Regions from separate parts of the Homo sapiens genome. Here region 2 is linked to region 1. A link is a contact called in ENCODE Hi-C or POLR2A ChIA-PET data. All regions are on one chromosome and are shown on one strand. The core of a region is the stretch at or near the end of the contact, and the rest is flanking DNA. Distances in the headings are between cores, read along the strand shown.

Region 1 (2,700 bases), core at 85-2,584:
AAGTTAGCTTTACTGAGCACATACATAGTAGGTGCTCAAAAAATATGGTAGATGATTGACAGAGTAATAAGATGCAGATTTCTTTTGCGTTAACAATCTCTGAAGCTCCTTACAATTAATAGTATCTTGTAATTGCTATCATTGACGTCCAGCCATTTGTCTTTTTCTTTACATTCACAAAGGTAGGAAACTTCCAGATCTTAGTGCTTGATAAAAGACCAGGCGTTTTCATGCAGGAATTTCTTCCTAGCATTTCTTGGGAAATGTGTGTTTTTTTTGAATTCTGAAAAAAATTAGTCAAGAAGTTTAATAAATGGAAAACATTATTCTAATTGTCTTATTAGAATTAATTTTAACAACACAGAAACATTACTGATTTGAAGGAATCTACTTAGGGCAAGTTGAAAGTAAAAACTGGAAATACTGATACCTGGAATCAAAGGTTAAGGTCAACAGGAGCTCCTTGGAAAGAAGTGATTACAAATCAGTCCTCATTATAAATATCGCCGTTTTATGTGTGTTCATGGCCCTGTCTGCTGCTAAGTAAATAATAATGAGTTTACACATGGTATACTTAATAAAAATTGATTGGTGTTCCAAGAAAGATTTTGAAGCAAAATCCTTATATTGGCATTTTTATTAACATGTGATTCTGCATAGTACTGTAAACCTTGCTGAGTTCTAAACGTGACATTATTCACATACTACCCAGTAATACCCACATGCAGTCTAGCATTTGAATATTCACTATAGGCCTCAGCTCTTACAAATACTAATTAAATGATTTGTTTTAAAGATACACATGTAGGCTGGATGCGGTGGCTCACACCTATAATCCCAGCACTTTGGGAGGCCGAAGCGGGTAGATCACAAGGTCAGGAGTTCGAGACCAGCTTGGCCAGTATGGTGAAACACATCTCTACTAAAAATACAAAAAAATTAGCTGGGTGTGGTGGCACATGCCTGTAATCCCAGCTACTTGGGAGGCTGAGACAGGAGAATTGCTTGAACCTGGGAGGTGGAGGTTGCAGTAGGCTGAGATCACGCAGTGGCACGCCAACCTGGGTGACAGAGTGAGACGCCGTCTCAAAAAAAAAAGATACACATGTAATGAATAGAGTTTGAAAAATGTATTTAATAACTTTTTTAAAAGAATAATGTAGATTTGGGGAATTCCAGAGAATTCCAATTCATTGTTTTTGAATCCTGAAGGTTGGTATTTGTCGGGAATTCAGAAACACTACTAATAAGAGGTCAAATTTGTGCCTTGAAGTTCAACTCAGTGTGTTTTAGTGTTTTCAGCAACAGTTCCATGAAGGGCCACAAGGTGGAGGTGGTGCTTCACAGAACTAGCTAGTTTTGGCCTCTTTAACCGTCTCTGCTCTTTTTCTTTTTCCCCTACTTCATAAAATTGTTGTAAACTCTTCACTCTTTTAGAACAGGAAAGTTTGTTTTTTTGTTTTTTTGTTTTGCTGAAGATGGAGACGATTTCTAAATATTTAAGGCTGAAATAATGCTAACCAAACTCTTCTTAAAAAGAGAAAAGGAAGAGTGTACCACTGAAGCCATGTGGGGCCACAGTTGCCTTTGTTGGAAGCTTTTTAAACTAGAGCAGATTTTATTTCTTTAAGAGTTAAAATACCCATCGATTTTTCCTTGAGTAACCTTTGGTAGTTTGTACCTAGGAAAGAATTTGCTCATTTCATCTGTTTTTGGTTTCATGAGCATACAGTTACTGATAGCATTTTATTATATTTTACTGTTTATAGAACCTGTAGTTGATGTCCTCTTTCATTCCTGATATTGGAAATTTTGTTTGCTCTCTTTTTGTTAGTGAATCTACCTAGAGGCTTTTTTAACTTTATCGATCTTTTCAAAGAAACACCATTTTGTTTCATTGTGGTTTTTTTGTTTTTCTGCTGATTTTATTATGTTTTTTATTATTTCCTTCCTTTTACTTGCTTTGAGTTTAATTTCCTTTTTCTAGTTTCTTAAAGTAGTAGTTTAGATTATTGATTTGAGATATTTTCTCTTCTAATATAAATAATGTCATACCTTTCCTTTTAAGCACTGCTATAGTCACATCCCACAAATTTTGATATGTTTTATTTGTATTTAATTCAGAATGTTTTTTATAATTCTACAAAATTTTCAACTTTTTTCCTTTTATCTATTGTCTCTCCTTTGTTATTTTTGCTATCTCTATGGCATTCTATTTGACACAATTTAGACCAGTCCCTTTATCCCCTTCATTCTTAATTCTTCCTTCCTTCCTCTGTCCCTCAGGGTCTTGTGTTCTGTTACCTAGGCTGGAGTACAGTGGTACAATCATAGCTCACTGCAGGCTTGAACTCCTGGGCTCAAGTGGGCCTCCCTCCTCAGCCTCCCTAGTAGCTAGGACAATTACAGGTGCACACCAATGTGTGCCTGGCTAATTTTTAAATTTTTTTTTTTTTTTTTTTTTTTTATAGAGATGGGGCTTTGCTAAGTTGCCCAGGCTAGTCCCAAACTCCTGGGCTCAAGCGATCCTCCTGCCTCAGCCTTTCAAGTAGCTGGGACTACAGGCATGTGCCACCAGGCCTGGCTGATGAGCATTTTATCTAGCTTTAAAGCCCTTAAATAATTCCAGACATCTGTGTCATCTCATCATTGATGTTTGTTGGTTGTCTTTCCTGGTTTTTCATATGCTGAATAATTTGG
Region 2 (2,700 bases), core at 36-2,535, 200 kb before region 1:
CTTAGAACTAGCTCCACATGCTGCCATAGGAATTCCCGAAGAGTGAAATCCACTAGCTGGCCTGAAGAACTGGAACTGCTGCTGTCAATGTGAAAGGAAAGTTGTTGTCGGCTGTGCTGCCTCATCACCTGGTATCGCCTAGGCCCAGAAAGGGGTGCAGGCACCAGCAAAGATTCCGGGTCCTTCACAGTACAATGACTCCTAAGTTGGTCCAGCAACATACCTACTGGGTCCTCCTCCTGGCTTCCCGGTACTATGTACACGAAAGCTTGGTTGGCAGGCACAGTAAAGAGGCAGTTGATGCTCTGATTAGTCAAGACACGACTCTTCCGGAAGATTCTATAGATCTGGTCCTCCAGGGCATGCTGCAGCCTCCTTTTGGGAGAATGTTTCTTGGGCTTGTCTGGATGAGCTGGGTCTTGGTTCCGAGGAGGTTCTACCTTGAGGGCTCCATTGAGTTGAAAGAGGAAAAGGAGTCTAGGTGGGCAAGGTCGGCAGTTTAGCTTCCAGTCTTTGCCAACTGGACAATCCTTAATGGCTGTTTTAAGGAGCGGCAGGACCTTCTGTCTCAGCCCATCCAGGGCTCTGAATACTCGATCATAAGTGATATCAAAGGAACAAGTGGGATGGACCAGAAGCAAGATATGACAGACAGAGAATAGGTAAAGGAGACTGAGGCACTGCAGCTTCTCTTGATGCTTCCAGAACTCGTGTGCTTCTGCATGAGGTAAAGAGAGTCCACCTCCAGCTTCCCCGCTCTGAAGAGCCCGACAAGCCCGGAGAAGCTGTGAATTGTCACAGATGGAGGTGAGGAGAAGATACAGAACTTTGCTTTCCTGACTGTAGTAGGCCTGCAGAAGGCTGTAGTCCTGGGAGCCTGCCTCAGTTCGGTTACCTTCCGCGACAGCTCCACTTCCCCGAACTGAACCCCCGGCTGCAGCCCCAGGGTCCTCGGCTCCACCGGCCTCACCCACGGCGCCAGCCTCAGTTCTGATTCCAGGTCCTGGATCCCCAGGATCTTGGTGGCGAAAGAGAGGAAAGACCTGTCGGTCGCACACCGTATTCACAAGAGAGAACTTCTCGGAATTCAGGCGTAGAGCCGTCTTGCCGAAGATTCCCACAACGCAGATCTCATCCTCCCGCCATGGAGGCTCCGGTCCGCCAGCCGCGCTCCCTCCGCCCTCAGTAGGGGACCCTCCGGGACTTTCAGAGCCCATCCAGGCTGATGCTCCCATTAGAAGGTCTCGCAAGCTCACGGGACCAGCCATAGTGCAGAGCGTTCTCTAGAGTCCTTCCGGTCCGTTAGTAAAACCGACCGGCTTTCGTCCAATTTTGAAATCCTTCCTCCGCTTCTTCAGTTCCTGCTTTCCCGTCACTTGAGTTCCGCCTCCTCTTCTCCTCTCCTAGTTTGTTTCCTCAACTGTAGGAATTGAGATATCAAAAACAAAAAACAAAAAAACAAAACAAAACTGGGACTACTGCGGTGGCTCACGCCTGTAATCCTAGCACTTTGGGAGGCCAAGGCGGGCGGATCACCTGAAGTCAGGAGTTCGAGACCAGGCTGGCCAACATGGTGAAACCCCATCTCTACTAAAAATACGAAAATTAGCCGGGCGTGGTGGCGGGCGCCTGTAATCCCAGCTACTCGGGAGGCTGAGGCAGGACAATCGCTTGAACCCGGGAGGCGGAAGTTGCAGTGAACCGAGATCACACCATTGCACTCCAGCCTGGGCAACAAGAGCGAAAACCGTCTAAAAAAAAAAAAAAAAAAAAAAAAAAAAGCAAAAATTAGGCGTGGTGGCGCATACCTGTAGTTCCAGCTGCTCAGGAGGCTGAGGCAGGAGAATTGCTCGAACCAGGAGGTGGAGGTTGCAGTGAGCCGAGATCACCCCGCTGCACTCCAGCCTGGGCGACAGAGTGAGACTCCGTCTCAAAAAAAAAAAAAATTGCGAAATATCTTTGTATGTAAATTATAACTTGCAGAACCTCTCTAACTAGAAGGCATATTGACAAATAGCTGCCAGGATAAAACTTACAACCAGATTTAAATGTATAATTATAACGTTTATTATTCTGGGGTTTTGTAAAAAATAAAAATCTTTGAATCTAAAAAAATTATCTATAGCACTATACAATAACATGACTGAATCTTTAAAATAAATGTTGATTGAAAGAAATCAGAAACAAAAGTGTATATACCCTATAATTCTATTTTTTTTTTTTTTTTTTTTTTTTTTTGGAGATGCAGTCTTGCTCTGTGGCCAGGCTAGAGTTCAGTGGCGCGATCTCGACTCACTGCAACCTCCGGCTCCCCGGTGCAAGTGATTCTCTTGCCTCAGCCTCCCAAGTAGCTGGGATTACAGGTGCGTGAGACCACACCCAGCTAACTTTTGTATTTTTAATAGAGACAGGATTTCACCATGTTGGCCAGGATAGTCTCAATCTCCTGATCTCATGATCTGCCCGCCTCGGCCTCCCAAAGTGGTGGGATTACAGGCGAGAGCCACTGCGCCAGGCCTGATTTTATTTCTATAGAGTTCAAAAGCAAGCAAAATAAACCATTGCATTTAGGGGTGTGTTCTTACTAAAAGCAAGGAAATATTTATTGTACCAAGTAGGTCAGTGATTACTTAGTGAGGGAAGGGATTATGATATAATATATATATTATATATATACATAATAATATATATTACACATAT

Evidence for each region. Hi-C counts contacts between places; a loop is a spot of excess contacts on that map. ChIA-PET counts read pairs that join two places held with the same protein, here RNA polymerase II (POLR2A). Pooled maps may share reads with other maps.
Region 2: a pooled map shows a loop between it and region 1 (2.9-fold over the local background). The contact joins the promoter of SMG8 here to the enhancer-like site in region 1. A Hi-C loop is called at or near these places in 1 of 50 pooled maps. POLR2A ChIA-PET finds 5 or more read pairs at or near these places in 2 of 52 experiments (GM12878 and HEK293).

What each region holds. Positions count from the first base shown.
Region 1 is chr17:59,003,690-59,006,389 of GRCh38, reverse strand. The region is part of intron 22 of TRIM37 (tripartite motif containing 37); the gene reads left to right. Among named protein-coding and RNA genes, the nearest start is that of TRIM37, 100 kb to the left of the region's middle. Within about 2 kb of position 1,334, at least 2 of the 41 ENCODE cell types and tissues checked have a DNase peak (open chromatin) inside an H3K27ac peak, as active enhancers do.
Region 2 is chr17:59,208,620-59,211,319 of GRCh38, reverse strand. It overlaps SMG8 (SMG8 nonsense mediated mRNA decay factor), which reads right to left and starts at 1,285. Exons shown (of 4, transcript NM_018149.7): 1 at 1-1,285. The coding sequence starts at 1,268. RefSeq lists an enhancer at 1,407-1,476.